Linked DNA regions of Homo sapiens: regions 2, 3 and 4 are each linked to region 1. The links are chromatin contacts, found by Hi-C or POLR2A ChIA-PET in ENCODE. All regions are on one chromosome and are shown on one strand. Each heading gives the region's core, a stretch centred on a gene start or an enhancer-like site at or near the end of the contact. The rest is flanking DNA. Distances are from core to core; before and after follow the strand shown.

What was found. Hi-C counts contacts between places; a loop is a spot of excess contacts on that map. ChIA-PET counts read pairs that join two places held with the same protein, here RNA polymerase II (POLR2A). Pooled maps may share reads with other maps.
Region 2: a loop to region 1 is called in a map of CD8-positive, alpha-beta T cell, with 23 times the contacts of the local background. The contact joins two enhancer-like sites. A Hi-C loop is called at or near these places in 3 of 168 maps with a recorded cell type or tissue (CD8-positive, alpha-beta T cell, aorta and naive thymus-derived CD4-positive, alpha-beta T cell), 1 of 37 single-sample maps with no recorded cell type and 11 of 50 pooled maps. POLR2A ChIA-PET finds 5 or more read pairs at or near these places in 4 of 52 experiments (AG04449, AG04450, GM12878 and 1 more).
Region 3: a loop to region 1 is called in a pooled map, with 2.8 times the contacts of the local background. The contact joins two enhancer-like sites. A Hi-C loop is called at or near these places in 2 of 37 single-sample maps with no recorded cell type and 2 of 50 pooled maps. POLR2A ChIA-PET finds 5 or more read pairs at or near these places in 3 of 52 experiments (BJ, K562 and OCI-LY7).
Region 4: a pooled map shows a loop between it and region 1 (3-fold over the local background). The contact joins two enhancer-like sites. A Hi-C loop is called at or near these places in 2 of 50 pooled maps. POLR2A ChIA-PET finds 5 or more read pairs at or near these places in 5 of 52 experiments (GM12878, HCT116, OCI-LY7 and 2 more).

Annotation. Positions count from the first base shown.
Region 1 is chr10:12,483,923-12,489,373 of GRCh38, reverse strand. The region is part of intron 1 of CAMK1D (calcium/calmodulin dependent protein kinase ID); the gene reads right to left. Among named protein-coding and RNA genes, the nearest start is that of MIR4480, 92 kb to the left of the region's middle. RefSeq lists enhancers at 3,956-4,215, 4,266-4,315. Within about 2 kb of position 3,958, at least 16 of the 41 ENCODE cell types and tissues checked have a DNase peak (open chromatin) inside an H3K27ac peak, as active enhancers do; they include GM12878, where a contact is called at or near this core.
Region 2 is chr10:12,708,956-12,714,457 of GRCh38, reverse strand. The region is part of intron 3 of CAMK1D (calcium/calmodulin dependent protein kinase ID); the gene reads right to left. Among named protein-coding and RNA genes, the nearest start is that of MIR548Q, 14 kb to the left of the region's middle. Within about 2 kb of position 3,202, at least 9 of the 41 ENCODE cell types and tissues checked have a DNase peak (open chromatin) inside an H3K27ac peak, as active enhancers do; they include GM12878, where a contact is called at or near this core.
Region 3 is chr10:12,633,058-12,638,549 of GRCh38, reverse strand. The region is part of intron 2 of CAMK1D (calcium/calmodulin dependent protein kinase ID); the gene reads right to left. Among named protein-coding and RNA genes, the nearest start is that of MIR4481, 17 kb to the left of the region's middle. Within about 2 kb of position 3,234, at least 2 of the 41 ENCODE cell types and tissues checked have a DNase peak (open chromatin) inside an H3K27ac peak, as active enhancers do.
Region 4 is chr10:12,318,917-12,324,490 of GRCh38, reverse strand. No RefSeq gene overlaps it. Among named protein-coding and RNA genes, the nearest start is that of CAMK1D, 28 kb to the left of the region's middle. RefSeq lists enhancers at 467-967, 968-1,468. Within about 2 kb of position 1,795, at least 2 of the 41 ENCODE cell types and tissues checked have a DNase peak (open chromatin) inside an H3K27ac peak, as active enhancers do.

The DNA.
Region 1 (5,451 bases), core at 2,709-5,208:
CCTGCCTGGCTTCAGGGGCTCACTGCTGACTTTTCATTTCTAAGCACATGTTCTCAGGCCCTCGACACCAGGGGTCCTCAGCCTGCGGGCCATAAACCGATACCAGTCTGTGGCCTGTTAGAAACCAGGCCGCACAGGCCAGGCACAGTGGCTCACGCCTGTAATCTCAGCACTTTGGGAGGCCGAGGCCGGCGGATCACAAGGTCAGGGGATCGAGACCATCCTGGCTAACACAGTGAAACTCCCTGTCTCTACTAAAAATATAAAAAAATTAGCCAGGCACGGTGGCGGGCGCCAGTAGTCCCAGCTACTCGGGAGACTGAGGCAGGAGAATGGCATGAACCTGGGAGGCGGAGCTTGCAGTGAGCCGAGATCACACCACTGCACTCTAGCCTGGGCCTCAGAGCGAGACTCCATGTCAAAAAATAAATACATAAATAAATAAAAGGCTGCACAGCAGGAGGGGGACGGCAAGTGAGCGAAACCTCATCTGTATTTACAGCCGCTCCCCATCCCTCGCATCACCGCCTGAGCTCCGCCTCCGTCAGATCAGCGGCGCCATTAGATTCTCACGGGAGTATGAACCCTATTGTGAACTGCGCACGCGAGGGATCTAGGTTCCACACTCCTTATGAGAATCTAATGCCTGATGATCTGTCACTGTCTCCCATCACCTCCAGATGGGACTGTCTAGTTACAGGAAAACAAGCTCAGGGCTCCCACTGGCTCTACATGATGGTGAGTTGTAGAATTATCTCGTTATATATTATATATTACAATGTAATAATAACAGAAGTAAAGTGCACAATAAATGTCATGTGCTTGAATCATCCCGAAACCATCCCCCATCCCAGTCCACGGAAACATTTGTCTTCCATGAAACCAGTCCCTGGTGCCAAAAAGGTTGGGGACCACTGAGGGAGACAGTCTGTATTCATGAAAATCTCCTCTGCCATCTGCACTAACTGGAGTCACTGCTTATGTTCATAGTGAGTTGATCCATGGAATCAACCCCTCATTTTGTGCCCTGCAGAAGACACTCTAAAGATAGTCATTTCCTCATACTATACTCATCCAGGGTGCACAGGGGAAGCACTGAGTGTTAACCACCATCACATCTGGGATTTGGGCACCCACCTCTGCGATTTCAGGGGGCTTGGAAGGCCTCCATCCTCAGAAAAAAAAATCTGCACCCATTCAACAGTCAACACTGGAAACTTGACCCAGACTTCCAACTCTGTGAAGTACAATAGCAAGTTGTTAGCAGTCTCTTCTACTTAGAGTGAATGGGGTTGGGAGAATTAGAGGGAATGATGGCTGTGAAGGGAGTGGAGCTTGGAAAAGAGGTTTCCTGGCACTTTAGGAAATACCCTCGTATTTCCCAGGCTTGTGTTCATCAAGTGAAGTTGCTCTGTTGAGATCCTGAAATGCCAAGCTTATTTCAACATGGCTGGAGGAGCCATGAACCCATGTCTATTTAACAAGCATGTATTAAATAGGTATTTTTATGCTATAGGTAATTTGTTGTCCCAAATCCACACTTCCCATTTCAGCTAATATTGACATTTGCTGAATACTCCTCAGGGTCTACAGAGAACCAACATTCTGCTGTTAGAACAGACAGAAAAATCACAGTCCCAGTGACTCCTCAGAACAGACTGCATCTTTCTGAGGACAAAAGCCCCTTGTAGGATCCACAAGAAGTGATTCCAGTTACGTGACACCTTTCTTCTGGGATCTGTGGCATTGCAATGATGAGCTGAGCTCGCTGCAGGCATTGATTTGAAAAGGATTCAAGGATGACTTTGGAGTCAACCCAATAAAATCAAACTCAAATCAACAAAAGTACAAATCAACTCAGGCTGTCTCTGCCACAGGCCAACTCCCAGGTCCATGTTAGCTGTTAGAGGACAGTCCATGAAATAAGTCATCAAATTATAAGCCTTGTGAATTGATCAATAAGGTCACTCAATTTTATGAATTAGAGGCTGGAAGAAGTGTGGGGTAGTTCATTTGAAATAATCCATGTATTCCTGGAAGAGTTCACATAAATCAAAATTTTCCATATAAAAGAGGAAACCCGATAAAGAGACCTTGAGGAGAAGCCTATTTTAATGAAAAAATTTAGCTCCTAAAATGATGAGAACATATGAACATAATGCGAGGGACAGCTGACACCGGGGCCTCCTTCAGGGTGGAGGATGGGAGGAGGAAGGGGATCAGAAGAAATCACTATTGGTTACTAGGCTTAGTAGTTGGGTGATGAAATAATCTGTACAACAAACCCCCATGACATGAGTTTACCTATATCACAAACTTACACATGTACCCCTGAACCTAAAATAAAAGGTGTTTTTTTTCTTTTAATTAGCTCCTAAATTTCTCCTTTTGCCCAGTTTTGTTTTATGTGTGAATTTTTTTATTTTTACATTTTTAGAGACAGGATCTCATTCTGTCACCCACGCTGGGGTGTAGTGGTGCGATCATGGCTCACTGCAGCCTCAAACTCCTGGGCTCAAGTGATCCTCCCTTCTCAGCCTCCCAAGTAGCTGAGACTACAGGCATGAACCACAGTGCCTGGTAATGCATGAAATGTTTTAAAAGTGGGCCCCTCGGGGCTGTAAGCCTCTGGCTCACTGCCTGTAACACAAAGATTAAACTGAGAGAGACCCCAAATTCCACGGCTCTGCTTCATTGCTGCCTTTTTATAAAATCTTGTAACAGAGAAGCTGGCATTTTGGCTGGGCTACAAAGAAGGAGTTTACTCAGCAGATAGTTGTACTAGGGTTCTCCAGAAAAACAGAACTAATAGTGTCTGTACGTGTGTGTGTGTGTGTGTGTGCACGCGCACACATGCACACGTGGGTACATGGTGCATGATTTATCATAAGCAATTATAAGAGACTGACAAGTCCCCGCCAGGTGCAGTGGCTCATGCCTGTAGTCCCAGCACTTTGGGAGACCGAGGCAGGCAGATCACGAGGTCAGGAGATCAAGACCATCCTGGCTAACACAGTGAAACCCCATCTCTACTAAAAATACAAAAAATTAGCCAGGTGTGGTGGTGGGCACCTGTAGTCCCAGCTACTCCAGAGGCTGAGGCAGGAGAATGGCCAGAACCTGGGAGGCGGAGCTTGCAGTGAGCTGGGATCGTGCCACTGTACTCCAGCCTGGGTGACAGAGCGAGACTCTGTCTCAAAAAAAAAAAAAGAGACTGGCAAGTCCCAAGACTCATAGAATTAATAGCATGTGTACGTGTGTGTGTGCACTGCATGGGTGCTTCATTTATTGTACAAAATTATAAGATGCTGGCAAATCCCAAGACCTGTAGCGTACGTCAACAAGCTGGAGACGAGACTCTCTGCTAATCTTGTGGCACTCTGCCGTGGTCCCTGGGAAGGAAACTGCCTTCAAATCAGGCCGTCTGGGTGACATGGTAGCCAGAGCCTGGGATGGACACCAAAGACTCACTCTGGGCTGAATTTGGCTCTGTTAAGCGAACAGCGCTGCTACAAGAGACAGACGCATACTCACAGGGCTATCAGGTCTTAAGCCCTAGTTAATATGCTGGGAAAAAAATAATATGACATCTTGGCATATTTAGCAATTTTCTTCTGAAAGTTCCAACCCTCCCTTATCGGTGACCCTGTTTGAACTCATGACTCCTCGAGAAAACGTTAACATTTCCTGTTTGCAGATAAAGAAGCTGAATTAGAGTTTTGAGCGGTGTGGCAGAGACGCCACAATCTGGTAGTCACAATCGAAGCCCCACCCTCCCTTCCAGGACTCCCAAAGCACCTACAGGCCCAACGAGCAGTGCCTCTGCAGCCTGCAGACCCACCGGCTCCCTGTGACCAGCCCTCCCCTCTCCTCCACCTGGGACAGGCAGGTGGCAGCAGACACATTTGCAGCTGGGGCCACCTCGCCACTGAACCTGGGGCCCAAGCTTCACCACCATTGTGCTGCCTGTTTCTACTCCCTCCCCCACGACAGGGGGCACGAGGAGCTCCACAACCAGAAAGAATCCCCAGGAAGCTCTGACCATCCCAGGAGCCACCACTGGCCACAGTCCTTCTGCTCCCCAGGGACAGCCGAGAGGCAGCCACGTCTCTCTACCCCAGGAGCTCCTCCTCCCCTAGCTCGGTCTCACTCACTCGCTGTAATAATCTGCCTTAGCCATGTTCGCTAAAAATACACTTCGCCTCTCGGTTACACTTACTAATGCATTCTATTTCAGGCCCGTGTGCATTCTTGCTTAGAAATACCCGTATGGGGAGCGGTGAAAACATGCAAGACGTGAAGGCGACTTTCCTTCCCGAAAGCCTCCTCTCTGTCCGGCTGTGCTCAGCACACCAATCTGAAAAGCAAATCTTTCCACACCAGATGGTAATCGGTGACATTACAGAAAAGGCCTGGGGTAGGAGGAGAAGGGAAGAAGCCAGTAAGGGCAGAGATTTCTGCGGGGCACACCATGAGGTACCCCTGCTTCCTGGTCATCACACCTGCCCTCCCATGACACGCCCAGCCCAGCCCCACCCCCTCCCCCCCAGAGTCACTGTGCCCACAGGAGCAGCTGCAGAGTGGCCTCTCCACTGGAGTCACATGCCACATGTTAGAAACCTGGAGAACATCTCAAGAGAGCCACAAGCTAGGCTCTCCTCCACGAGCTGCCCCCTGGAAGACACTTTCCACATCTGAGGCCAGGGGACGTCATCGCTTCCACTGCTGAGTGGTCCCCGTGAATGAGCTCACCCTCCCCGCAGCTATTTCCCTGCCTGGCTTCCACCATCTTGGAAGAACAAGTAAGCTCAGCTGCCAGTGGCTCCCTGACTTGGCTGGTGTTTCCAAGAACTTCTGCTCTCTCCTATAATTAAGGAGGATAATGACAGCTCTCCATCTCCGATCTCTGCCTTCCTGCAGGGAAGGAGGCAGAAGAACGATTGTGTGATCCCTGTTTAAAGTCCTTAATCATGTTTCTTCTTCCTGTTTTAGCCCAGGATCTCCTGTAATTGGCCCTCCTCCCTCCAAACACAGAGTTCACGCGTTTTCCTGTATCTGGAGGTGAAACACGAAGAGAGATGGCGACTTGGTGTTGCCAGCCGCAGAGCAGGCGGGGCCGGAAGCAGGGATTGCAATGCCCGGTGGGAAGCTGAAAGCAGGGAGGAGGCTGAGCCGGAGCTCAGAGCCCAGCTGGTGCATATTTATGTCTTCCTTATTGCAAAGCTCATGGGTGACAGACACTTGGATGCGCGCAGTGAAGCATTTGGAACGCCACCCAAGCCTGCCTTCTACGAGTCCAGGATTGTGGCTGCGGGCACCAACCTCACACCCCCATGAAGTCACCGGGTCACCAGCTATAAAATCAGCTCATTAAGAAAATTAAAACTGGAGGCCAAGCACAGTGGCTCATGCCTTTGGGAGCACTTTGGGAGGCCGAAGTGGGTAAATCAC
Region 2 (5,502 bases), core at 1,953-4,452, 230 kb before region 1:
TGAGCCACCGCACCTGGCCTTAATGCACCTATTTATAAATATATAAATATACTTTTTATTTTAAAATTATAATTAAAAATATAAATATACTTTTAAACCTCTCTGGGCTGGGAGCATGTAAGTGTACTGTTCCATTTTGCACAGGGGTGCATGTTTTGGGGACTATGCCATGTATGAAGGTAGACGGTTGTCTGGATTCATATTCTAAAGATATAATATGTCTATGCCTACGGGGGTGGGGGGTGACGGTGGGGTCGGTCAGCAGGGTGACCATGGATAAGAGACTTAGAGAAGCCCACCACCTTCCAAGTCAGCAGCCCCTCCACAGGACCACTGGGAAAGCAGAGTCCTGGCTACATGCCGTGACCATGGGCTGTGGCAGGGATGTCCTTACAGTGGAGGTGAGGGTTCCAGACCAGCTATCACAGCCTGATGGTACCAGCTGTCAACATAACCCCGTTCCCTCCTCCTGCTCTGATCCCATCCATCCAAGCGATCTTCTGATTACAGTTTGCCTTTCTAAGTATTTTTGCCCTAAAGGGGAAAGACGATGCTACTTAGCCAACATGAGCCCACTGGATAATTATACATTTTATTATGAATCAATAATACTGGCATTCTGTCTCTGTTGAGGGATTCTGTTCCAACAAAAGCATCCACACTTGGTGTGTTGACAAACCAGCTGAAGTCTAGATGCTGGGCTGTGGGGCATCCATCCAGGTGAATGCCACTTGTTGGGGGCCCTGCTTCCATGGCCACCTGCCCTTCCCCACATCTGACCACATCCTAACAAACATCTGCAACTGAAGGGAGGACATGTAGGGGTCCCCCAATCCTCCTTTCTTCCTTTCTCCCTGCTCAGATTTCTACAAACATGGATCCTAGTCCGCATTCCCTCCCTGTTTCTTTTTGGTTTTTGATCTGACCAATAAGCCACCAGTGAACAACTGTGTACCGTGCCGACAGAGAGACCATTCCGGCCTCAAATGTCATTGCTGTGAGAAGCCAGTTAGCAATGGGCACCCCTGGAATTCGTGGGAGCAAAGTTAACCCAATGCTGCACTTCACCAACCTCAGGGTAAAACGCAACTCATGGAAACCTCAAAGCTGAAACAGGACTTAGATAAACTAAAGGCATCGTCCACAAGTTGCCTATCATTTGACTTCTTAAAAGCAGCACTCACTTGGTGAAACCCTGTTACTACTAAAAATACAAAAAATTAGCCGGGCCTGGTGGCGTGCGCTTGTAATCCCAGCTACTCAGGAGGCTGAGGCAGGAGAATCGCTTGAACCTGGAAGGCAGAGGTTGCAGTGAGCCAAGGTGGCGCCATTGCACTCCAGCTTGGGCAACAAGAGCAAAACTCCATCCCAAAAAAAAAAGGGAGGCACCCACTTAACAGAAACTCTAAGGAGATCTGAAATAGGTACCATGCCTCCGGGAATGTCAAAACCATCTTTTCCATGGAGAAGTATATATTTTTTACATGCTCATGCCTCCCTCCTTTCACAGAGGGTGGGCTCTGAGGCTCTCCCAGGTATGGAACTGACAATGAAGCTGGCTGCTGCTAAGCTCAGTACCCTCCCCTTCGCTGCTTTACTTTTCTCATCAGTACAGGGGTGTGTGTGTAGGCGGGGGAGATAATAGAGTCTAATTCTCTGAGCCTGATAATCCTACAGCTGAATCTTCCCCTCCGTTATGGACTGAATGTTAGTCTCCCCTACCCCTAAATACACACGAAACCCTAACCCCCAGTATGATGGTATTAGGAGATGGAGCCTTTGGGAGACGATCAGGTTAGATGATGTCAAACAAATGGGGCCCCCAGGATGCGATTAGTGTCCCTATAAGAAGAGACGCCAGAGCCCTCTTTTTGTCCACCATGTGAGAACACAGTGAGAAGGAGGCCGTCTGCAAACCAGGAAGAGAGCCCTCACCAGGAAGTGAATCAGCCACCACCTTGCTCTGGAACTTCCACCCTCCAGAACTGTGAGAAATACACATCCACATTGAAGCTGCCCAGTCTACAGCGTTCTGTTGTAGCAATTCCAGCTAAGACACCCTTCTTCACCCTGTGTGCCCCTCCATGGCGCTGCTGCAGGCTGGCTTGGTATTATAGTTATGTGTGCGCCTGTCCTAGCTGTGAGTACTCTAGACACAGGGCTGCATCCTGACATTCCTGAACCTGCAACACTGACCCCAGCAGTGTGACGCTTCCAAAAACATCAGCTCCTATTGTCCCTGGAGAGCTTCAGTTGAAGGAGAGCGGAGCTTCCCTTAGGGTGGCCCTCAAGCTTCTTGGTGAAGTTCTTAAAAGCATCTTCCACATCTGCTATGTCCTTTGTACCTGATAAAATGCACAAATCAGCAAATAAACCTACTCTGCCCCTCAAAAGCATCAATCAACAAAGCTAACAGAGGAACAGCTGATACATTTGCCGATCACATTTTCCACTGAAAAACTTAGGAGAAACCTGATCTGTTGGTAGGGCACACAGAAAATCTGAAATTACGTCTGAGAAAAACATTTTACCTTTATGGGAGGTATACATCTAAATAGAAATATAAGGACAGAATTTTATTTTGGACCAAGTTATTTTTCATGGCATATTGAAAAACGAACGTTTGATCATCACTGCTGTCAATGTTGCCTTCATTCTAGACTAGCACTGGTGTTTCTGTAAAAACAGGGTGTAGACAGAGTAGATATTTAGATCTGCTAGAAAGGACAGAGACCAAAGTGGTGTGAGGACTCCGGCTCCGGGCCAGAGCGTCCTTCCCTGCCTCATATTAACAGGGAACGCAATGACATTCACCTCTTCTTATGAGAATGCAGAATATTTTACCTGGCACTGCTCTCTCTGAAAAGAGCAGCAAGCAGTACCAAGAAGCAGCAAATACCCTGGCAGATGATTTTAGGATCTCCATACTCTGACAAAGAAAAATATAAATGAACATAAAATGTAAAACATTCTGAAACTCCAAAAGGCAGGAATGAAGGGAATACGTGAGAGCTCTTCCAACGATGCATTCTCATGCATATTTATCTACAAGACAGCCTGCTGAGTTCATTACTGTCTATCACAGAGGGACTGAATTTCCTTTGCCTTTAAATGCCTGTCCCCTAAAGCAAGGTTCAGTTTCTCGCTCTGTGTTTTCCCCCTTAGCCTGCAGGTGGCGCCCCCGTTCCAGTCCCCTATGACCACTGCTGAAAATGGCTAGATCTTGGATTCCTCAGAAACAAGTTCTTGCCACATCACCTTATGCGACTGAAACAGGCGGTTTTCTCTTTTGCTTTTAGCCAGAACCCAACTGTTCCTGGAATCACAGGGCCAGAAGACTTGATTAAGCTGAAATTAATACCAAGAAATAGAAGGGGAGAAAAAGAGGACAGACTTTCATGACTGGGAGCTCTATCCAACAACAGGCTTATGTGGGAGGTGGATTTTGACTGCATGATGAAATACACAAGCAATACATTCAAAACCTTAATCCACCCAGCAAAGATCCATGGTATATAGTCTGAACAAGTTGATGAAAACTCCAATAGTGATTGATCAAATGTCAAAGGCAACAGACATTTGGATAACTTTTTATATACCCTGGTGTACACTCGGAGGTACATATCGCCGGTGGGGTTGTGTTCAGCCTGGATGTCTTTGTTTATATACCAGAGGTTCTGCTGTGTGATTAGTTATTTGTTCTTAGTGGAATACAGTGTAGGTCTTTACACACTCCCCCTCTTGCCTGGGTCCTGACTCCTAAGGTTGCATTTTCACTGGGAAAGGTTGGATCGCATTCTGGGCAGCAGCAGGTGGCTGAATCCAAGCTTGCTGGTGGCAAATTATCCTGGCCCCCATCCCACAACTTGCAGGACCTGAGCCCGAAAGAAGTCTGTACACCTGGTCTCTCAAGCCACTGTCAAGAGGGCTAAAAACTTTGACGTACAAAAGACTGTATCGAAGGCATTTGTTTCTTCTCTGTCTTTGTCACTAATCTGTGGGCTCTTTATTTTTCATGTTCATATTTTCCATAGCTCATGTCATTTCTAGCATATAATAGATGCTCAATAAACATGTACGGAATGAATGACAGGGTACAGCCAAATTACCGAAAGTTATCAAGACACTGTCCAGAAATACTCTGGTGGCAGTAGTGTGTTACTTACAACGTAAATCAATGTCATTACGTCGGGATCCAGCTGTTGTGCCCATTTACAGAAATATACTTTAGGTTCTAAGTGGGAAAATTAAAGAAGAAGTTAAGTGTCTGTGAAGCTGATAGTTACAAACGGTAACACTTAATTTTCTTCTGAAAGATGATATACTGCTCTAAGCATTTATATAGTATTTCATTTAATCCTCATGACAATCTCTGAGGTAAATACAACTATGATCACATTTTAGAGGAAACTGAGGCACAGAAAAGTTAAGAAGTTTGCTCAAAGTCACACGGTAACTTGAAGAGTCAGGATGCAAACCTATGCAGTCTGACTCCAGAGCTGGGGAAACAAAAACAAGAAACTGCAGGCATCGACTCTGCGTCCTTCAATTCCCTTCCTACTGGCTTTTTATCAAAGGTAATCTTTCCTTAGACATTTCCCAACTGCTAAATATGCCTACAATCCACCAGCTACCACATAATAAAAAAGTTAAACAAAGTAACAAAACTCAGCAGAAATACTTTGAAGCTGATTAAATCATAAATTTGAATGTTTTCCCGAGGCAGTAAGTAAATAGATATTTTCATGGATGTTGCTACAGAGAGGAAACTGAATCACTCCATAATCCTACAGCTATACAAGATATCGGGTGACAGATTAAAACACACAGGCCCTCCTCTCCACCTCTATGTACCTAGAGCACTAAGTTTCCTTTTCTTGTGAAAAAGCTTCTTGCTGTTTCTGAGTTTGCAGACTCTTAGCTTTGGGCTGTCTCAATACTAGATATTTTTATTCCCCTAAGATTTCAGAATGCATTCAGTTCTTTGTATCTGTCATATTTTCATTTTCCCTCCTTAGACTCTGCATTGCAAAGTCCTTTCCATTTGCGAGTTTGTTTCAACAATGGCAAAGAGGTGGGGACAGCTGGTGCCTTCTGCAGCCACTGTCTCCCTTTACCAAGAAAAAAAAAAAAATCCTCCAACCACGGCCTTAGCACTCCTCACATTTTCTCAGCCAAGAATTTTCTCAGCTACAATGTATTCCATCTTTACAAGCCCACAAGGCCTTTTTGTTTTTTTCTAATTTTCCATTTATATAACTGTGGAGGCTCCAAGCTCCAAGTCGGCTTTCCCAGAGCCTCCACAAAGAGGTTCTCACCCGCCCCCCACATAGGTGACTCACCCAGGAGGAAGGTCTGACAAGGAGGAAAGATGTCTGAGGCTTGGACCTGGGTAGCCACCTTCTGCCAAAAGATCTGTGCCCCCCACTCCCATGCCACAGTTCAGGCCCCAGGGCATGGGTGCCTGCTCCCTTGGCTGAGACTCGAACTGGGATGCCGTTA
Region 3 (5,492 bases), core at 1,985-4,484, 150 kb before region 1:
TTCCGGATGGAGAGGAAGAACAAGCAGGATTTATCCAAGGAAAGAGAGTGAGGGGTGACGGGAACGGAGTTCTCCATGCAGAGGGAAAAGCCTCTGTAAAAGGCCCGAGGTGGTAGAGAGCTTAGTGCAATGGGAACAGCAGGTGGTTTAGTGAGGTATGATTATAAAAGGATGGGGAGAGGAGGCGGAGGCTGGGTAGATGTGGAGGGATACAGTAAAGAACAGCTAGCGTGAATAGCAAGCAGGCTTAGAGTATGGACTTTATCCAGACCACGCCCAGCTGCTAAAGAGACCTGGGAGGGCCAGGCAGTGGAAGCTGTGGTTCTGCACACGAGGCAAACAGAAACATCTGCTAGAAGCCTGGCCCCTCCCACCCCCTAGCCCTTTTCATTGTACTTCCAGTCAAAGAGTGAGTTGTTACTGGGGTGGAGAGAGGGCTTCTAGCAAACCCAGAAGATGGCCTCCCCTTCTCTGAGGCCCCTCCTAATACAAGGATATCGGAATCCCCCCGTCCTCCACCATTCAGCTGCCTGTGGTCACTAGAGGCACAGGTCAGGGTGGGGATAGGATGAGGCTACCGGGCCGGGCTGTGGATAGGATGAGGCTACAAGGCTGGACATCGGTGGCCTGCCTCTGCTTGCTGAGATGAGAAGCCAGCTTGTGCCTCTGCAGCGCTTTCTTTCTCATTTGCATGCCAAACTAGAGAAAGAACACGTCTCCTTCCCTTCTCCACCATATGGTTGGTGTTCCCATCTGAGTGAGCCGCCTCAATATAGCACCACAGCCTCACAAAGGCTAAAGGAGTCACGGATGCTCTCCTGCCAATTCCTCACCATGTTCTTCAACAGACTGTATCTTCTAAGAATAAAAGAGATTACTAATATTTGCACAATTGTATGCTTACTTCCCACCCCCGCCCTCCCAAAATCAGGACATCTTTACATTAGCAAATCCAGTAGCACTACCACCAGGAATTCTGCCTGGGACCTTGGGAAATATTTGGCATTTCTGCAACCTGCCTCTATACACCCTGCTGGCCACAGATGAGATAAAGAAGTGAATGGATGTCATACGTCCATGCGTTTGCATTAAAGAAAGACGCAGAGGCTGTCTTCAACAGGCAGGAAGGTAATCGCAACACTGAAGGGACCTACTTCCTTCTGTGAGAGTTGAGAACAAACGCATGACTTTCGAGAGAGGGAGAATGTTCTAGAAGTATCTACAGTAGTCGTATTTTAGAAATATAGGTTTCCAAATTATCTTCAGAAATAAAGTATGGACGTGGCGCAGTGGCTCACACCTGTAATCCCGGCACTTTGGGAGGCTGAGGCGGGTGGATCACATGAGGCAAGGAGTTCAAGATCAGCCTGGCCAACATGGTGAAACCCCGTCTCTACTAAAAATACAACAATTAGCCGGGCATGGTGGTGCACATCTATAATCCCAACTACTTGGGAGGCTGTGGCAGGAGAATGGCTTGAGCCCGGGAGGTGGAGGTTGCAGTGAGCTGAGATGAAGGCACTGTACTCCAGCCTGGATGAGAGAGAGAGACTGTATCAAAAAAATAAAAATAAAAAGTATGGTCTTAATTCTGAGTTGCTTTTACAGATGCCTGTTCTTTTGGTGCTCGGTGGCTCCTCAGATTTCCTGAGCAAGAACACTGAAGTACACAGGAAGCATGTCCAATATTCAGAGAAAATGTGAACAGTATTCTGTTCTGTGCTGAAAACAGTTACTGACAGAAGGCAAGATGCCAGAATCAAAACTTCTAACTGAAAATCACTGTGGAACAACAGAAAAAGCCTCAGCTTTGGAGGAAGCTGGGTCCAAATGCCCATTCCGACATCTGCTGGCTGTATAACTTCAAACAAGTTATTCAACCCCTCTCAGTCTGTTTCCTCATTGGCGAAAACTGCATATAAGGCCAGGCACAGTGGCTCAGGCCTACAATCCCAGCACTTTGGGAGGCTGAGGTGGGAGAAACGCTTGATCCCAGGAGTTTGAGGCCAGCCTGGGCAACAGAGTGAGACTGCGTCACTACAAAAAATACAAAAAATAGCCTGGTGTGGTGGCACACACCTGTAGTCTCAGCTCCTCAGGAAGCTGAGGTGGGAGGATCGCTTGAGCCCCAGAGGTCAAGGCTGCGGTGAGCTATGATCGTGCCACCGCACTCTAGCCCAGGTGACAAAGCAAAATACCGTCTCAACAAAACAAAACAAAAACCACATATATAATATGCCCCTTAGAGGATTATGGTGAGAATTCAATCAGATTATGTGTAAAATACCTGGTATAGCACCTTAACTAAACCTGGTATATTGCCTTAACTAAAACATACCTGCTAGCAAGAGAAACTGGAAAACCTCCAAGGGTATTTTATAAGATGAAAAGAGCTCTGCAGACAGATGGTGGTAAGGATCATATAACAATGTGAAATGTACTTAATGCCACTGAACTGGATACTTAAAAATGCCTAAGATGGTAAATTGTATGTTATGTGTATTTTGCCACAATACAAAAGAAAAACTGCAAGGACTGTTTGGAAAGTGTTTAAAATGTCTAGATGAAGAAACCTCCACAGTAATCAAGAGGGAGATTTCTCCTACTTTAAATAGGATAGTTTTCTTGCAAGCCTAGTGAATTGTCTCTTATAACTGAAATATGCAATTTAAGTACTGAATTGTTACTAATAAAATGCTCAATGGAGTATCATTTAAATATAAAGTGAAACATCAGGTTTTATCAGGAATCACATTTTTTTTAGAAGGGAAGGAAGAAAAGAATTAATCATTATAAGATAAAAACCCCCTTTTCGCACTGCAGATCATTACTCCTAACCTCAACTTGGTTAACATTCAGAAATAAAATCCGTTTTGCCACATTAAAATCTGTAGGCCTCATTTTTAGCAAATACTGATATTTGCAAAGCCATGAACCGATAGATCTGAAAGGCAGAGGGCCTCTTCCCCCCCAGCAAGATGGCGTGGGTCCCTTCTCTCTTCTAAAGGAATCCTCACACCTCCACCCTCCCCCAGACCAGAGTTCTTTGAATCTAAGAGCTCCTGCACTGCGCCGTGGGCTTAGGGGGTACTCAACAAGCCATTGGTGAATGAACACAACTTTGTATCTAACCTATTCCCATCGGTGACATCTGAACAGTTTTGCACTGACTCACTGCTTCATTGACTACGTTTACTAAAACAAACAAGCAACTTAAAAGGGCAGTGACTTTCTCAAGAAAAGCGGATGGGAAGTCCCAGGAAATGACGATTCTCAGTGGTACCATCCAACACAACCGGATTCCGGGTCAGACCTGGGCAGCCACGGGGCAGGTATACCCAGGCTCTCACTATGCCACCCACAGGAAGGCCTCCCGAGCCCCCAAACTCTCCTCCTCCACCACACCCCACATCAACCTCTCTCATGTTCCCCACAGCTCCTATCAGCTTCCAAAATTATCTTGTTGATCATCCACTGTCCCTGCCCCTCCACTCTCCAACATACGCCCCATCAAAACAGAGACTTTGTCTGTCTGGGTCACGGCTGCATCCTCTCTTCCAGCACAGTATATGGCATCTGCCAAATGAAGGAATGAGTGAGCAACTAAACAAAGAATGGAACAAAACCAAGCCTCATCTGCTTGTGCTGCCACCCAAGTCCCACTGAACATGGGCAGAATCCCGGCCACCATCATGACCTCAAAATGCCAGACTCATTCAAGGTGAGACCTCCCCTTGGAGAACCCCGAGATGTTGCCTCCCAGCGGCAGAGAGAAGCGAAAGCTGATGGGCCGGCAGGAAGAAAAGCTGCACCGGACTCTAGCTACAAGGTTGTGAAACACCAGCATGACGAGAAAGTCAAGACTCGTAGTGACACTCAGCCCGGGAGTGGAAGGTCAGCCAGGCGGCTCTGGGGGGCTGTCTGGAAGGAGCATCTCCTACATGGATGGCATCTGACAGCAGAAAATGGATGTGCAGCTCCAGCTGGAGAGGGAACAATAGTTCCTTAGTCCCCACACCACTAAGCCATGGGATGATTCCAGCCACCTCCCACCCCGCGCTCTGTCCCTGTTGAACTCCTGCTTACGGGACAATGGGTGGGACAACAGGATGATCACTTGGGGGCAGAGGCAGGAGGATGGCTTGAGCCCAGAGGTGTGGCTGAAAACAGCTGCTGTAGGAGGATGAGGGAGCATCTGTGTTTGGAGGTGTCTCCTGACAAAGCAGATGGGCTTTTTGGTTTTATTTTCTTCTCTCCCCAATGAATCACTGCACACTCCATACTGTGCAGCGTGAAACAGAATAAAGGCAGGTGAGAAAGGACGATGCTAGGACACAAGGACCTGCAAAGAAATTACTCAGCAACATGCAAAACAGCTGTTCTTACCCAGGATGGGACTGAAAGTCACTCTTCAAGAGACAGAAAAAACTCCTGTGAGCTGATGCCAGTGCACCCTGAATCTCACCAGCATGCCTCAGCCCCCCTCCCAATTCCCCAGGAGCCGCTGAGAGAGGACTGGAGCAGCTCAGGTGATCCCTCTGACTAAAGCCAGGTGGTGCCAGACTCGGGAAATATTCTTTCTGTGCAGGTTTCAAACTCCACGGACCACGGCCTCAAAGAGTCAAACCACTGCAAAAGGGTCAGGGCATCCCTCACAAAGGCCTGTGCCTACCTTTTAAAAAGAGTAACTCCTGGCTGGGAAAGTTGGCTGACGCTTGTAATCCCAGCACTTTGGGAGGCAGAGATAGGAGGATGACTTGAGCCCAGGAGTTCGAGACCAGCCTGGGCAACATAGAGAGACCCCATCTCCACCAAAAAGATAAAAATTAGCTGGGCATGATGGTGCGTGCCTGTGGTCCCAGCTACTGGGGAGGCAGAGGTGGGTGGATCGCTTGAGCCCAGGAGGTTGAGGCTGCCCTGAGCCATGATTGTGCTACTGCACTCCAGCCTGGGCAACAGAGTGAGATGCTACCTCAAAAAATTAAGAAAAGAGTAACTCTTCAGTTTTCACGGAGCCCTCGGAACCGAGTATCTACAGCCACCCTGAGTGTCTGCTCAGGGATATAAGGACGCTGTTAATAAGCGCATCATGCCCAGGTGCTCTCTATCGCTGCACTTGAAGTTGACCTTCTCCAGGTCAATCTTCCATGGAGATGAGGTGGAACCAGCCAGAAACCTCGGTTATTTGAGGAGCACTGTTGCCTCACCACTCAGAGCTTCTTCTCAGGGAAAAAGAAATACAAATGCCTGGATTCCATTAACCTCCTCCCATGGGACCACTAATGCATCCTTTCATCTATTTTTTGCTCCTCTCTGGTACCTCTCCAATTTCCCCATCTTCTCCCAAAGTGTGGCAGCCACAACTAAACATGACACTCCAGTGATGAAACCAATATCCAAACGCATGGCTTCTCCGCCACGCTCAGCTCCTGTGTAACTATCAGAGCAGGAACGACTGACTCACTGCAGGTCAGCCTGCTGGGGCCTCACGG
Region 4 (5,574 bases), core at 546-3,045, 160 kb after region 1:
TCTACTAAAAAATACAAAAATTAGCTGGGCAAGAAGGTGGGAGCCTGTAGTCCCAGCTACTTGGGAGGCTGAGGCAGGAGAATCGCTTGAATCCGAGAGGTGGAGGTTGCGGTGAGCTGAGATATTGCCACTGCACTCCAGCCTGGATGCAAGGGTGAGAGTCAGTCTCAAAAAAATAAATAAATTGGCCGGGCACAGTGGCTCACACCTGTAATCCCAGCACTTCGAGAGGAGGCCAAGGTGGGCGGATCATGAGGTCAGGAGATAGAGACCATCCTGGCTAACATGGTGAAACCCCATCTCTACTAAAAATACCAAAAAAAAAAAAAAAAAAATTAGCTGGGCGTGGTGGTGTGCGCCTGTAATCCCAGCTACTAAGGAGGCTGAGGCAGGAGAATTGCTTGAACCTGGGAGGCAGAGGTTGCAGTGAGCTGAGATTGTGCCACTGCACTCCAGCTGGGGCAATAGAGCGAGACTCCGTCTATAAATAAATAAATAAATAGCCCCCTTTGTGGGGGGGGGGGGGTTCTGATAGGCCCTTTCCAGAAGCAGTCCATGCATGGGGGGGCAGGAAGGGGGATGCTCTCTTAAATGTTCTGCAATTGCGCCCCCCCCAGTCAGAAGCAGAAGTGGAGTTTATACAACAGATCCCTAGGCTCTGGCCTTATGCAAAGCACGCTTCACCACCACCGCAGATCCTGCTAGTTACTTAGAAGCCAAGCAGCAGGCTGGGCATCAGGGCTCACGCCTGGAATCCCAGCACTGTGGGAGGCCGAGGCGGTCGGATCATTTGAGTTCAGGAGTTGGAGACCAGCCTGGCCAACATGGTGAAACCCCGTCTCTACTAAAAATACAAAAATTAGCCAGGCGTGGTGGTGTGCACCTGTAATCCCAGCTACTTGGGAGGCTGAGGCAGGAGAATTGCTTGAACCCAGGAGGTTGCAGTGAGCCGAGATTGGGCCACTGCATTCCAGCCTGGGCGACAGAGTGAGACTCTGTCTCAAAAAAAAAAAAAACCATGCGGCAGGCCCTGAAACCTCTCTATGGCAAAGCAGCTCCCACGGCATGCTAATTAGCAATGGAAACACAGCCACTCAAAGCAGCTTTATGGCCGATCTGAGCTGACAACGGAAGGACGCCCACAGGCTGTCACTCGAAATCCCTTGTTCTTATCAGCCTCGTCTTTCTCCCCAATATCCTTGACAGTTGCGTTCTGCCCCAAATACCAGCCTGTGGCCCCATCTGATGTCCCCTGTCATCCCGGGAGCTTTAGAAGAAGCATCATGCTCTATACATGAAATGACACACAGAAGTCACTCCTTTAATTGGGGGCCCTTTGCAGTTTCTGAGGAGTGTTCACAAGGTAGAAAGCCTGCAGTTATGAAAGCCTGGGTGTGTGGCCTCAAGTGGATTTGGGAGCTAGAGGGAAGTGACTTCCTCTCCGTCTGAGCAGTTATATAAATCTCCCCTGAACTCATTGGCTGCAGCCCTCCGGAGGAGCACGACACAGTTACCCACCTACATGATTAATCAGTGCCCGGGAAGAACAACAGCCACCCCACTTTGTCTTCACATGTTCAAGTGACTTTGCTGCCACATCACTGTCAGTGGACCACGTGCTTTGGTTGGCTTTGCCGACTGTGGAAATGAATTTACACCAATTTGTCCACCCGCACCCTCAGTCGGCTTTCTGTCCTTGTGACTAGTGGCTGACATTTAGAGGATGTCTGGCTGTTGGCTGCAGCCACAGAAAAGATCAAAGCTCCCTGGCAGAGACCTATCCAAACATGTTCTAACGGGCAGAGGACACAGGGCAGGTAGACCCTGCCATGGAGCCAAATGACAGAATTTGGCAATTCTGTAATTCCTCTGAACTCAAATAACCAGAAGTCACAGATTGGCAGTCCACGAGTTCACTCCCTGCTATATATACACACAACTTGTTTGGCCACAGTGGTTTTTTGTTTTAAGTTACCGACTTTTTTTTTTTTTTTTTTGAGACAGAGTCTCACTCTGTCACCCAGGTTGGGGTGCAGTGGCACAATCTCAGCTCACTGCAACCTCCACCTCCTGGGTTCAAGTGATTCCCCTGCCTCAGCCTCCCAAGTAACTGGGATTGCAGGCACGTGCCACCATGCCCAGCTAATTTTTGTATTTGTAGTAAAGATGGGGTTTCACTATGTTGCCCAGGCTGGTCTTGAACTCCAGACCTCAAATGATCCACATGCCTCAGTCTCCCAAAGTGCTGGGATTACAGTGTGAGCCACCGTGCCTGGCTGTAAGTTACCAACATTTAAAATGTCAGAGATTTCATACAAAAATCTGGACTCCTCCTGCTCTGGAAAAACCAAAAGCCCTAGAAACACTTCTGATTAGCTGTCATCACTTGAGGCCAAATGATCCAACTTAACTTAGGCCAGGGCATGTTGGGTACCAGAGTTCCACCAAGGGCAAAGATAGGTTTTATCGGGCCTGAAGCTTATATTAGTTGGAGTGACTTCTCTAAGTAAAATAAATTGAAATTATAAATACAGAATTGCTAGGGTCCCTCCAGAGGCCTGAGCAAGTAAGGGCTCAGGAAGCTTAAATATCATGTACTTCCACCTCTGGTCCCACCCACAGCTACTGTTTCACACCCGCCCAGTTTGCTACATGTCTGGCCATGCAGGTATCTGAGTCTGTGACCTCTTGCCTATACCTTGTGGCCACCCACACCTGTCACCATTCTTAGGTCCTGGCCCTGATGTTCAGTATAAACACAGCTGGCCCCAGCTCTGTAAGGAAGGCCTCACTCTTCCTCAAACTCCATAACTAAAATGAAAGATTATTTCATTTTATTATTTTTTTTAATTTTTTTTTTTTTAAGACAGAGTCTTGCTCTGTCTTCCAGGCTGGAGTGCAGTGGTGCAATCTCAGCTCACTGCAACTGCCATCTCCCAGGTTCAAGCAATTCTCCTGCCTCAGCCTCCCAAGTAGCTGGGACTACAGGCGCATGCCACCACGCCCAGCTAATTTTTGTATTTTTAGTGGAGACGGGGTTTCACCATGTTGGTCCAGCTGGTCGTGAACTCCTGACCTCAAGTGAACCGCCTGCCTCGGCCTCCCAAAGTGCTGGGATTACAGACGTAAGCCACCATGCCCGGCCGATTTCATTTATTTTAAAAGGTAATAAAAAGAAGTCTTTATCCTTTACAACTCCTTCCCTTGCTAGGTTAAAAGGACAAAAGAGTCCAAGCATCTGTGTAGAGTTCATATACCAGGTGACTCTTTTCGAGCACAGAGGTGTGTGAAAAGCAACAAAAGAAGGAGGGAGGATAATAAACATCTCCTAGGTCTACAGCTGAATTTCTGTTCAATCTGGGATGCTCACAGGCTCACTGAGATTACGCAAGGTCTGGTCCATTGGTCTCTAAATGGCTTTGTTTGGGGAGGGTGAGGGGAAACATGCAAAGAAAAAAAACAGTTTCCTAAACGCATAGAGGACCATGTTGCCACAAGTAGCTTAGAAATGGGCTAATCTGGTCAGGTGCAGTGGCTCACATCTGTAATTCCAGCACTTTGGGAGGCCAAGGTGGGTGGATCACGAGGTCAGGAATTCAAGACCATCCTGGCCAACATGGTGAAACCCCGTCTCTACTAAAAATACAAAAAAATTAGACGGGCATGGTGGCGGGCGCTTGTAATCCCAGCTATTCGGGAGGCTGAGGCAGAGAATTGCTTGAACCCGGGAGGCGGAGGTTGCAGTGAGCCAAGATCACGCCATTGCACTCCAGACTGGGCGACAGAGCGAGACTCCATCTCAAAAAAAAAGGATAATCTGCAGTATTTATTGAGCACCTGCAGTGTACTAACACTACTCTTATATATAAGCATCACACTAGACAAGGTGCTTGCAATCCAGTTGCAGAAACAGATGCCTTCAGAGAAAGTTAGATAACAGAGAATTATTTAATATAACAAAGGCTTGTAGGAATTCAGAGGCTTGACTGGGAAGATGTTCTCAGAGTAGAGAGGACTTGATTTGAACCCCTGGGGACCTGGATGGACAGGGAGAAGGACTGAGAAAATTCCAGATGGAAAGAACAGCACATGCAAAGGAGCAGAGGGGCAGGGCATGGTGGTTCCTGCCTGTAATCCCAGCACTTTGGGAGGCTGAGGCAGGCGGGTCACCTGAGGTCAGGAGTTTGAGACCAGCCTGCCCAAAATGGCGAAACCTCATCTCTCCTAAAAATACAAAAATTAGCCAGGCGTGGTTGTGCACACCTGTAATCCCAGCTACTTGGGAGGCTGAGGCAGGAGAATCACTCGAACTGGGGAGGTATAGGTGGCAGTGAGCCCAGCCCGGGCGAAAAGAGCAAGACTCCATCTCAAAAACAAAAACAAAAAAGGAGCAGAGGAGACTCAGAAGTGTTTAGGGAATCGGGAGGAGGCCAGCCTGTTATGGTAAATAACAGGAACGGGAAAGTAACCAGGGACCTGATCTCCAAGGAGCTTCAATTTTAGATGAAGGACTTTGCATTGTCTAGAATTATCTAGATAACAGGCTTTTGGATTGATTGATAATGGGCTTAGAGTCTGTATTAGAGAACAATAAATATAATAAAATTGCACTTAGGCAGTGCTTTTCAGTTTAGTGAAAATAAACGTTGCTACCTCTTCCTATTTGATTGTTATTTATGCTCTGCATTATACAATCCACGCTTATGGTAGAAATCTGGGCTAGGTGCAGTGGCTTATGCCTGTAATCCCAACAATTTGGGAGGCCAAGGCAGGAGGATCACTTGAGTCCAGGAATTCAAGACCAGTCTGGGCAACATAGTGAGATCCTGTCTCTATCAATATCAATATATAAAATATATATATTTTTAAATTAGTCAGATGTGGTGGCACACACCTGTACTCTCAACATCTTGAGATGAGAGAATTGCTTGAGCCCAGGAGTTCGAGGCTACAGTGAGCCATGATTGCACCATTGCATTCTATCATGGGTTACAGAGCAAGACCCTTTCTCAAAAAGGAAAGGAAAGGAAAGGGGAGGGGAAGGGAGGGGAGGAGAGGGAAGGGGAGGGGAGGGGAGGAGAGGGAAGGGGAGGGGAGGGGAGGGGAGGGGAGGGGAGGAGAGGGGAGGGGAGGAGAGGGAAGGGAACCAGTTAACATTTTGGCATATTTTCTTCCTGTTTCATTTTAAATATGTATTTATTTCAAAATAGAACCAGTGTATCTATTTTCACACAACACCATATTATGAAACTTTCCCCGTGACATGGAATATTCTTTGAAAACAAAATGTCTTGGTCTGTTCTGTGTTGCTATTACAGAAGACCTGAAGCTGGGTGATTTATCAAGAAAATACATGTATTTGGCTCATGATTCTGGTGGCTGGAAAATCCAAGATTGGGAAGGGGCATCAGGTGAGGGCCTCCACTCCAGGCAGAAAACAGGAGGGAAGTGGAGGTGTGCAAAGATCACATGGCAAGAAAGGAAGCAAAAAAGAAAAACTGGGGAAGCCAGACTTTTTTTTTTCAGGGTCTCACACTATTACCCAGGTTGGAGTGCAGTGGCATGATCACGGCT